2 separate regions of the Homo sapiens genome follow, and region 1 is linked to region 2. Evidence: chromatin loops called from intact Hi-C (ENCODE). Cell type or tissue: psoas muscle. All regions are shown on one strand. Each heading gives the region's core, and the rest is flanking DNA. Links, peaks and the distances in the headings are about the cores only.

What was found. Peaks named below come from ENCODE experiments on the same cell type or tissue, not always from the same donor. Only the 100,000 strongest peaks of a DNase experiment are listed, where the experiment ranks them.
Region 1: it touches region 2 in a loop (3-fold over the local background); 3 of 110 quality-filtered maps call a loop at or near these places.

Annotation. Positions count from the first base shown.
Region 1 is chr21:39,084,104-39,089,480 of GRCh38, reverse strand. It overlaps LINC02943 (long intergenic non-protein coding RNA 2943), which reads left to right and starts at 4,948. Exons shown (of 7, transcript XR_001755055.2): 1 at 4,948-5,377. In psoas muscle, for the core only: a CTCF peak has its summit at 2,744 (motif pointing right); DNase peaks (open chromatin) are centred at 373, 1,580 and 2,140; H3K4me3 peaks cover 1,778 bases; H3K27ac peaks cover 4,027 bases.
Region 2 is chr21:38,982,366-38,987,742 of GRCh38, reverse strand. LINC02940 (long intergenic non-protein coding RNA 2940) reads left to right here. Exons shown (of 7, transcript XR_007067867.1): 6 at 1-152; 7 at 250-2,392. Among named protein-coding and RNA genes, the nearest start is that of LINC01700, 7.3 kb to the right of the region's middle. RefSeq lists an enhancer at 2,009-2,178. In psoas muscle, for the core only: no CTCF peak of the experiment used is centred there; a DNase peak (open chromatin) is centred at 1,982; H3K4me3 peaks cover 3,099 bases; H3K27ac peaks cover 3,333 bases.

The DNA of each region.
Region 1 (5,377 bases), core at 193-5,192, 100 kb before region 2:
CCTTATTATGAATTGTGAGGGATCTAGGCGGTACGCTCCTTATGAGAATCTAATGCCTGATGATCTGTCACTGTCTCCCATCACCCTCAGATGGGACTGTCTAGTTGCAGGAAAACAGGCTCAGGTCTCCCACTGATTCTTCATTCTTGTGAGTTGTGTAATGATTTCATTACATATTACAGTGTAATAATAATAGAAATAAAGTGCACAATACGCATCATGCCCTTGAGTCATCCTGAAACCATCCCCCCCGTGTGTGGAAAAATTGCCTCCTGCAAAACTGGTCCCTCGTGCCAAAAAGGTTGAGGACCGCTGGCTTAGAACACAGAAATTTGCTCCCTCACAGTTCCGAAGGCCAAAGTCAAGGTGTGGGCAGGGTGGCCCCTGCTGGCAGCTGCATGGGAACATGTATTCCAGGCTTCCCTCCTGTTCCTCATGACCTCCATCCTTGGCCTTCCTTGTATGGAACCAGCATCACTCCAGTCTCTGCCTCTGTCTTCACACGGCCTTGTTTGCAGGATCTCCTTTTCTGTCTCCTATGAGGACACGAGTCATTGGATTTAGGGCCCGCCCTCATCCAGGATGATCTCATCTAGAGATCTTTACCTTCACCCTTTTTCCGTTTAGAAAATAAAGTGCAGCTCACTGCCAGTACTCATTTTTTACATAAACATGCTCTTTGAGGCTGAAGCAAATCTGATGGATTTTCAATGTGAAAATAAAATACAAAAACTGTTCTTGGAGTTATTTCTGCACAGAACTAACATCAGAATCGTCTAAATCATCAGAATCATCTGTTTCGGAAGAATCGGATTCATCAAATGAATCTCTGGCCAATAACTGTTTTCAAGAACAATGTTAACATCACGTGCAGGAATGCGACGTTTTCTAGGATTTGACATTTTCAGCACTCGAGAATTACTATAGTTTTGTAAATGGAAATACCACTACTAAAACCAGAATGCTATAAATGGAATGATGTGTTTTGTTTCCAAAGTCAATACACTAGAGCGATTTGAAAATAATAATAAAAGCAAGGTATTTTGCAGCAAAGTTATCTTGGGGTAAATGCTGCTGGGGAGTATTCTTGGGCAAGTGGGAAAAGGGTTAATGATATCTACAAAGACCCTTATTCCAGTCAAGTCACATTTGGAGGTTCTGGGTGGACATATCTTCTGGGAGGGGGCACCATCCAACTCACGACACCCAGGTAGCTCCTACAAATGCTGACGTCAGGCTGCACCGAGGTCAATTACATTACAGTCCCTGGGGCTGGGATCCTGGCATGGGGCGTGTTTGAAGTTCTGGGTGATGCCCGAGAGCAGCCTGGAGTGCAGAAGTGAAAGGAGCCTTTGTATTTTCAGTTGCCTTTAAATGTCCGAAGAACCCATCCTGATACAGGCTCAGAGGAGACCCTCTTGGGGGAGGGGCTCAGTGTGATTTGTGCCCAGCCTTCCAGTCTTGTCTGGTTCTAATCGGATTGTGGTGGGGTGTGTGTGTCCTTTTCTGTAAATGAAGCACATGAGCGAGCAGTCGTGGCCACACCATGCCCCGGCTTCAGTGTAATGTGTTATTTCTGGCTTTCCTACACCGAGACAGCCTTGGCTTCAGCGAGGCGCTGTTTGTTGCAGCCGGGCAGGGCCGCTTTGTAATCTGAATCTCTGGTGGTCCCACGAAGGTCTGGAACAAAGCGCTTCTTCAGTCCTCGATGTATTCACAGTTTTCTCATAAGAAACCATGAAGTCAGTTTTGTTGGAGTTGTCAGCTGGGTTTCCAACAGAGTGCTTTTGATCCACAAAAGGGTTATTCAGTGCTCCCTTCAGTCTTAATTAGCTGTAGACCCTCCGGATGGCCGGCCCGGTGGGCCTGGAGTGCCCTTTGTCTGGTTTCTATCCAGCCCGCAGGCTGCGCCCTCCTCGGCGATGCCCGCTGGCAGCAGACCCCCGGCGGCAGCTCTGTCCCTGCTGCCCCGGCTCAGACCCCAGCTGGCTCCTCGTGGGGTTGAATCAGAGAGAATTTGAGCCTCAGACGTCAACTTGGGGATCAGCTTCCCAGAGTGCTGTCTCAAGCTGTTGGTCCTGGATCCGGTTCACTTTTAAGGAAGGGGGTGAGAGCCTGGCTGGAGCCCTGCACGGGGAGGGGCTGGCCCTGCCTAGAGACAGGACATGAGTGTCTGAGAGCACTGACCTGGCACCAGCATGAACTCTATTTTGGGCTTTGCCTTGCCCAGCTGTGGGGCCTAGGGCAACCTCTTGTCTGCCTGACTGTCCCCACCTGCAAGGTCATTATGACAGCAGTACCTATGTCGGGGCCAGTTGCATGGGATGTAGTTAGCTCCAGGGCCAGGAAAGGCTTCTCATCATTGTAACCGCATTGCAGCCGTGACTGTCTCTGAGAATCATGTTTAGTTTAAGAAGCACAGTTTGATCATTGAAGATCAATGTAAAGGAAATCCCATCATTTATTTGCACTTCTGGAAGTATATTAAAGGGGATCCAACTTATCCCCAGCACCCCTTCTCATTTCATTTCTCCTTCTTCCGGCATTCCAATTTTCCCACACTCTCTGACTGCGTCCTTCTGACCTCCTTTCCAATGCCTCCCTCCAGCCATGACTGAAGCTCTTCTTCTCTTCTCTTCGCAGTTCTCCTTGATCTCCAAACTCAAATGCCCCCCAACATAGGGTAGGAGCAGCGTCCTCCTGGGAGGGTGCAGGAAGGGCAGAAATCCGGGGTGCAGAGCCAGATCCCTCCAGAGTGGGCCAGCAGAGGGCAGTGGCTGAGGTCAGCTGTAGGTTAACAGTTATTTTGATATTAATAATACGTAGTGATTAATTTGAACATAGGTCTGTTGAAGCCAAATCCAAGGTCCTTCTCCCCGCTATTTTTTTTTTTTTTTTCTGAGACGGAGTCTTGCTCTGTTGTCCAGGCTGGAGTGCAGTGGCCTGATCTCGGCTCACTGCAACCTCTGTCTCCCTGGTTCAAGTGATTCTCCTGCCTCAGCCTCCTGAGTAGCTGGGAATTACATGTGTGCACCGCCATGCCCGGCTAATTTTTGTATTTTTAGTACAGACAGGGTTTCACCATGTTGGCCAGGCTGGTCTCAAATTCCTGACCTCAAGTGATCCACCCGCCTTGGCCTCCCAAAGTGTCGGGATTACAGGCATGAGCCACCATGCCTGGCCCCCTTCTCCCTGCTAAACAGCAGGTTGGAAGGGCCTGTACCTTAGAGGCAGGTTAACTGTAAGGCATGGTTTTCAGGGGGTGCTACTGCCTTCTTGTTTTTGTAAAGGATCCAAAGCTCACTCCTAGGCTGCTGGACAGACGCCCAGTTGATCTGGAACCATTCTAAGGGTGTGGGCAGATCCAGAGACATTCATCTGCAGCAGTGGCTGTGTGGTTTCTTGCTTTTGTGATTGACCTCTATGCTGCCATCCAACACTTACTGAGCACCTTCATGATCAAAACTCTCTGGGGTGCTGAGTAATTTGACGGAATGAAAATAAGACAATAAATATTGACCCTGCCCTGATCGGACTATCACTTTTATTGGGGAAATAAGACAAAGGTTCAAGAGAGCCCCAAAGTGCCAAATTCTCACTGAAGGCAACGGCTTCTTCACCTTTGGAGAGCAGGTAGATCAGCCAGAGCTGGAAAGGGCTGGGGAAGTTTCCTGGATGAGGGGTGCTTGAGCTGGTCTGGGAAGGGTGAGGGAAGAGTGGAATAGGACTGGAAAGGGGTGGCAAGGGCTTGGAGGGCTCCGTGTGTTATCTGTAAATGAGTAGGACTGGAACAGAAATGCAAATGTTCAAGCCAACTTAAAGGGGACCCCCGGCTTTGTTCAGAGCCATCACTAGAATGAACAGTTCATGTTCATATAGGAGCAGAGGGGTATTTGTTCTGTACTTTAAGCTAGTAGAGAAAGCACACCCCACATTGGACATTGCACTCCTGGGACTCTGAGGCAAAATGCATAAGGCATGGGGCAATTCTTTTGCAGCGGTAGAGCAAGATAGATGAAACTGGAGCTGTGAGAAGTTAGCCAAACTGAGGGCAAGGCCTGCTCTCTCCCCATACAGCAGCCTTTCCTGCAAATACAGGTGCCTAAGGAGCTGTATTCTGGCCCCTGGGAGAAGGAGACAGCAGGCAGCTCCTTCTGGCCCAGATGGGGTGTCCTGGGCAGTCAGTGGTGAGGAAAACTCATTCACTTCTCTTAGAAGCCAGGGAGAGCCCCCGTGCTGACTCAGCACCAAGTACCACACTCTAAGCTGTGACCAGGACAAGTGCATGGCCTTGGGAAGCTCACAGTCTAACTCCAGTGGCTCTCACCTGGAGGGTGGGGCCTCATCCCGAGTTTCTGACTCAGGAGGTCTGGGGTGGGACCCAAGAATGTGCCTAACAAGCTCCCAGGTGACACAGGAGCTGCTTGTCTGGGGACTCCACTTTGAAAATCACTCATCCAAAGTAGGATCTCAAACTTTAGATGCCTGAGAATCACCTGGCCTGGTTTCTGGAGATGCTGATTCATAGACTGGGGTAAATGTAAAGGCGTGGATTTTGACAAGTGTCTGGAGATTCTGATGCCCATCAGTACTCGAGAACCACGGGCATATGGGGGTGCTTGTTGAATGGCAGCTGCCCAGAGTGGGAAGCTGGCTTCTGTAGCTGTGGGACAGGGTCTAGAACCTGTATTTTTTTTTTTTTTTTTTTTTGAGATGGAGTCTCACTCTGTTGCCCAGGCTAGAGTGCAGTGGCGTGATCTCAGCTCACTGCAAGCTCCGCCTCCCGGGTTCACGCCATTCTCCTGCCTCAGCCTCCTGAGTAGCTGGGACTACAGGTGCCCGCCACTGTGTCCGGCTAATTTTTTGTATTTTTAGTAGAGACGGGGTTTCACTGTGTTAGCCAGGATGGTCTCGATCTCCTGACCTTGTGATCCGCCTGCCTCGGCCTCCCAAAGTGCTGGGATTACAGCCATTAGAACCTGTATCTTTAGCAGGCACCCCAGGTGACACTTGTGCTGAGCATGTTAGAGACACTGGCCAGAAGGTGGAGGGAAGGTGGGAGTGGCAGCTCCTCCTTCACTGTGGAGGAAATGTCTGTTCTCTCTTTGTGAAGCCCTGATTACCTCCCACCTCCCACAGCCAGGTCTGGCCACACAGCAGTACAGCCACTAGCGTGGGCCCAGTAAGTGCCCGGCTTGGCAGTAAATGGACCCAGTAAGTGGGTCCGTCATGTTGTACTTGGCACCCAGCAAGCTGCCCACATCATTTGGTATTCTCAACTGTGGAAATACCCAGAAGATGTTAGGAAAATGTTGACCTTGCTCAAACTCAACAGGGCTGGGTCCTGAACTTCACCTGAACGTCACAGGGTGTCCCT
Region 2 (5,377 bases), core at 66-5,065:
CACACTCCAGAGGGAGAAGGCCATGTGACAGCCACGGACTGCTGGAAGCAGCGGAATCTAAAGGCAAGGCAGGGAACAGATTCTCCCTCCCAGTCCTTCGAGAGAACCAACTCTGCCGACAGCTTGATTTCAGAATTCTGGTTTCCAGAACGGTGAGAGAATAAATTCCTGTTGTTTTAAGCCTCCCGTTTGTGGTGCTTTGTTATGGCAGCCCCAGGGACTAATGCAGTCACCGTCACTTGATTGCAGACAAAACGACTGAGGGTTCTCTGCAATGAATTTCAAGTTCTGAATTGAAAGAGGCTTCAGAGCCTGAAGAAAGAGGCGATGCCAGCACTCTCTGGAGTGGGATCCACAGAAGCAGAGAAAGCCCAGGGGATGAGCCAACCCAGAATCCAAACGCCCGTGGATCGGGCCAGACCCAGGACGGCGCTATCTTGCACACCCATCACAGGCTTGGGGACACTAGAACTGCACTGTCAGATATTCCTGACTTCATGTGTGTGTGTTTGTGTGTGTGTAGATCAGGCCATATGATTTACTTGCTGCACTCTGAGCGATGCTGTGTAGATAAAGCTATATTATCTATTTGCTACACTCTGAATAATGCCTTCCTCAGTGATAATCATAATCAAGTGAGCTTTGGATTGTCATTATGAAGTCTCAAATTAAAACAATTGGTTGAGATACTGCCAGCAAGGCAACTAGATCGGGGATTGCAGCTGCTGATGCCAGTCTAGTATTTAGGTAAGAGGATGCCTCCACCCTCTTAGAGCATGTGGCTTGCACATCCATTCTTTCAGTGCAGGAAGGGCTGGAGTGTCCACTCCCTACTCCCAACCCCATCAGTTGTTGTATGGTCCAAAATGCAAAGTAATTTTAATGTGATCCAAGATGCATATAAAAACATTTTAAAAACAGATATGTTATGCATTGCTTAGAATGATGCACCATCCGCTTCATGAACAAGCAAGAACTAACTCTATCATTGACTTCATCCACAAATACTAGAGGTGATGAACTTGAGGTCAAAGTTCCGAAGTCAGACAGCATGGGTTTATTCATCGCCTGCTATGTGCAAATCCTAGATGTCACCAGGCTCTGCTCACTTGGTGTCTTGGCCACTCTGGGTGATGTTTACACAAGGCTTGGTGGCTTTGAGATGGGTTGCAAACAAGAGATATCAGTTGTTGGACTTTTGCTTATAGCTTGGGGTTGGACATCCTCTATCCCTCGATACCTCCTTGCACCCATCAGCCGTTATCTTTGAAGGAAACTTTTTCCTTGAGTCTGGTTCCTTGTCTTCAGGTTCTAACCTCATGGTTTTGGATCCTTGTCCCTATGGTTGTGATCCTTCCTGTCCTTGGCTCTAGTGCTCTTTTTTTTTTTTTTTTCTATTTCTTTCCTCTACCTGTGCACATGACCTCTTTGAAGAGCTCACCTCCTCCAGGAAGCCTCCCTGGAATCACCCTTTTGCCTTCCATTCTCCTTGTTTATACAGTCCATGTCAGTATATCCAAATTGAATTATCGCGGTGTGCTGCTTTGCAATGTGTATCTGATTTCACCAAAACCCTCTACTGTCTCTAATCCCGGGTATCCAATTTCATGTGAAGTTCAGTGATGTGCTCCTCCCTCCTCCTCTTGCACGCATGAGCAGGTACTCAACACTTTCTGGTCCAGCTACATGTGACATGAGGCCACTCACGCTCTTTTTAATTAACCCTTATGACAATCATGTGCGTTATGGAGAAAATTAATGGAGGAAAAATTACAGAGTCACCCGAAACAGTTGCGCTGCTTATCACCCGGTGTTTGAGCCTGTTTCCCCTGTAATTAGATTACATGTGAGGCAGCCCCAGCTAATTGTCTGTGCCACCCACCGGGGAACTCCAGCTCTATCTGTGAACACCCAGGCCTTCCCGCCGCAGGACAGATGTTGGGTGAGGCTTGCCTCCCACGCAAACATCTGCTCTGTTGTTCCGAGTCAGTCACGAGAGCCAGCCGGCTTAGACAAGCAGGGGATGAATTCCTGGGCGAGATGCTTGATCCTGCCAAGTTTCTGAGCACCAGGCTTGGGCCTCTTGAACAGTTCCCTGCATCTTCCATGATCGGCCAGTGCCTCTGCTTCTGCATTTAGAAACCAGAGTTCACTTCTGGTGGCCTCAAGCCAAAATGAGTCTACGAACCAGAAGTCTCTTGACATTGACACTGATAAACTTTGATATGGAAGCATTTTTGTTTTTGGCAACCATCAATTTTTTTTTGTTTTTCCTCAAACACATGCATGGATGATGTGAGAACCGGTACCTGGAAACTGAGAGACTGCCGCATGTGTTTCGGGCTCCCAGCTCTATCCATAACTGTCTTTGGGGGCTTCCTAGGCAACCTGGGTTTTGACCCTGCTGCCTCCTGGTCCAAGAACTCTGCCCTGTGGCCTGGCAGGAGGCCTGGCCCAGCCAGGGACCGTGGGGGCAGCCTGCGGTGGCGGTTGATTTTTTTTTTAAGCACATAATAATTTGCAGATGTTGGCAGTTACCAGGGAAGTCAGAGCAAAGCTGCAAATGCCAAACCACAACAATATATCATTTTAACCGTCTTATTCCTGGAAATGTGACAGCATCATAGTAAAACAATTCACAAAGACGAATATGCCTGCTGCCTTCGGGCAGCCTACTGCTGCCAATTTGGTGGAGATTATCGGCCATTTATCAATTGTGTTGCTCTACAGAGAAGAAGAGAAATCTCTTTGCTTCTATTTGTGCCGCAGGAAGATCACCTGTCTTCCTCAAGTGACAGTGCATCTTTAAAAAATTCCGACTGCACAGAGCTTGTCTGAAAAGTGATACAACAGCATTGGTGTAGGTTTCTAGTGTCCATGCCAGTGGCTCTTACCCTGTTCTGTGTCATGAACCCCTGCGGCAGCCTAGGGAAGCCTATGGACCCTTTCTCAGAATTCAGACTTCAAATGCATGAAAAAAAGTACATGGGCTTCCCAAGGAAACCAGTATGTTGAAATACAGCTAACAAAATGTAACAAAATGTAACAATCCCCACCCCGCCCTCCCAACTGTGATATGATAGTGCACATGTTTTTTATTAATAGCTTAAGACAAGATTGAGTTGTCCGCCTTATAACCACCATAATTACAAAGCAGAGAGAAGGATGAAAGTCACTGATGATACTGGCAACAGCTGCAATGCAGTATGAAAATATCCGTGATTTCGACAATCACAGGTGTGTCCCCCACAGTGTGCTTCATTGCCTGTGTTCCTAATGGAAGAAAAGGCCAACATGTAGTTAGAAGTCAGGGAAAATAAAAATGGAATTTCTTTCCTATCTAAGTTCACACACCTCCTGACTCCTCACCCAGGTTAAGACTTTGCGAGGAAGAAAAGGCCAACATGTAGTTAGAAGTCAGGGAAAATAAAAATGGAATTTCTTTCCTATCTAAGTTCACAGACCTCCTGACTCCTCACCCAGGTTAAGACCCCGTGTTCTGTGCTACAGTGGTGGCAGCTCCAGGCATGCCCTGGCCCTGCCCTGCCCCGGACAACCTCGTGTGCAGAGTCCAGCCTGGTCCTGGCAGCTCGGGTGGCGCTCTAGCTGTGGCCATTTCTAGGTCCTGTTTTACCTTCCCTCAACTCTGCTCACTGAACCAGGTCCTCATGATGGGGCTAAGGAATGTAACCCCTTTCAAACACTTTTACACTGTTGGTGGGAGTATAAATTAGTTCAGCCATTGTGGAACACAGTGTGGCGATACCTCAAAGACCTAAAGACAGAAATATCGTTCAACTGAGCAATCCCATTGCTGGGTACATCCCCAAAGGAATATAAATCATTCTATTATAAAGACACATGTAAGGGAATGTTCATTGCGGCAGCACTCACAATAGCAAAGACAGAATCAACCTAAGTGCCCACCAATGGTAGACTGGATAAAGAAGATGTGGTGTATACACACCATGGAATACTACGCAGCCATAAAAAAGAACGAGATCGTGTCTTTTTCAGGGACGTGGATGGAGCTGGAGGCCATTATCCTTCGCACGCTAGCACAGAAACAGAAAACCAAATACCACATGTTCTCACTTATAAGTGGGAGCTAAATAATGAGAACGCATGGACACACGGAAGGGAACAACACACACTGGGGCCTTTTGGAGGGTGGGAGGAAAAAGAGGATCAGGAAAAACAACTAATGGGTTTTAGGCTTAATACCTGGGTGATGAAATCATCTGTACGACAAACCCCCATGACACAAGTGTGCCTATATAACAAACCTGCGGTTGTACTTTTGAACTTAAAATAAGAGCACCCAGTCTTTGGATGGAGGGCCCACCCTCAATCCAGGATGATTTCATCTCAAGACCTTTAAACTGATCACATCTGCAAAGACCCTATTTCAAAACAAGGTCATATTCATGGGTACTAGGGGTTAGGACTTAAACATATCCTTTTTGAGGACACAAGCCAGCCTGCTACAGTGCCTGACTTAGGAAGAGCCTGAAGGAGTGTAGAAACCAGGGGGATGGAGAAGCTGAAGCTGGCCTAATCTAGACCCCAAACCTTGGGTTCCATCAGAACAACACGGCCTTGCTTTCCTGAGAATCTACACTGTGCCCGAAACTGAGTGTGGGGCTCCTGCTAAGTCGTCTCAGTGAATTCCCACAACCACACGTGGACAGCACAGGGCTGTTGTATTTGAATCCAGACGGCCTCCTGCCCAGTGCTCCCGTGAGCTGCCTATCAATGTCCTTCCCGCCCCATCCAGGAAGCTAGCCACAAAGCACATGTGGCTATTTAGATTTAAAATTATTAAAGTTGCCGGGCGCAGTGGCTCACGCCTGTAATCCTAACACTTTGGGAGGCCAAGGCAGGTGGATTGCCTGAGCTCAGGAGTTCCAGACCAGCCTGGGCAACATGGCGAAACCCCGTCTCCATTAAAAATACAAAAAATTAGCCGGCCGTGGTGGCTTGCGCTGCGATGCGCGCCTGTAGTCCCAACTACTCGGGAGGCTGAGGCACGAGAATCGCTTAAACCCGGGAGGTGGAGGTTTCAGTAAGCCAACATCGTGCCACTGTACTCCAGTCTGGGGGACAGAGCAAGACTCTGTCTCGAAAATACAATACACTAAAATAAAGTTAAATAAAATTTAAAATCCAATTCCTCCATTGCCATTGTCGTGAGCGGCTACCATTTGCATAGCACGGATAGGGCGCGTCATGAACGGATGGCGCTGCTCTAGACCAATGTTCACGTGTATTGTATAATTATACCTGCATCAACTACAGAACAGCTAACCAGAGTCCCCAGTTAACTCAACTTTTTTTTTTTTTTTTTGGCCAAATAATTTTGTGGAGAAAGAAGCAA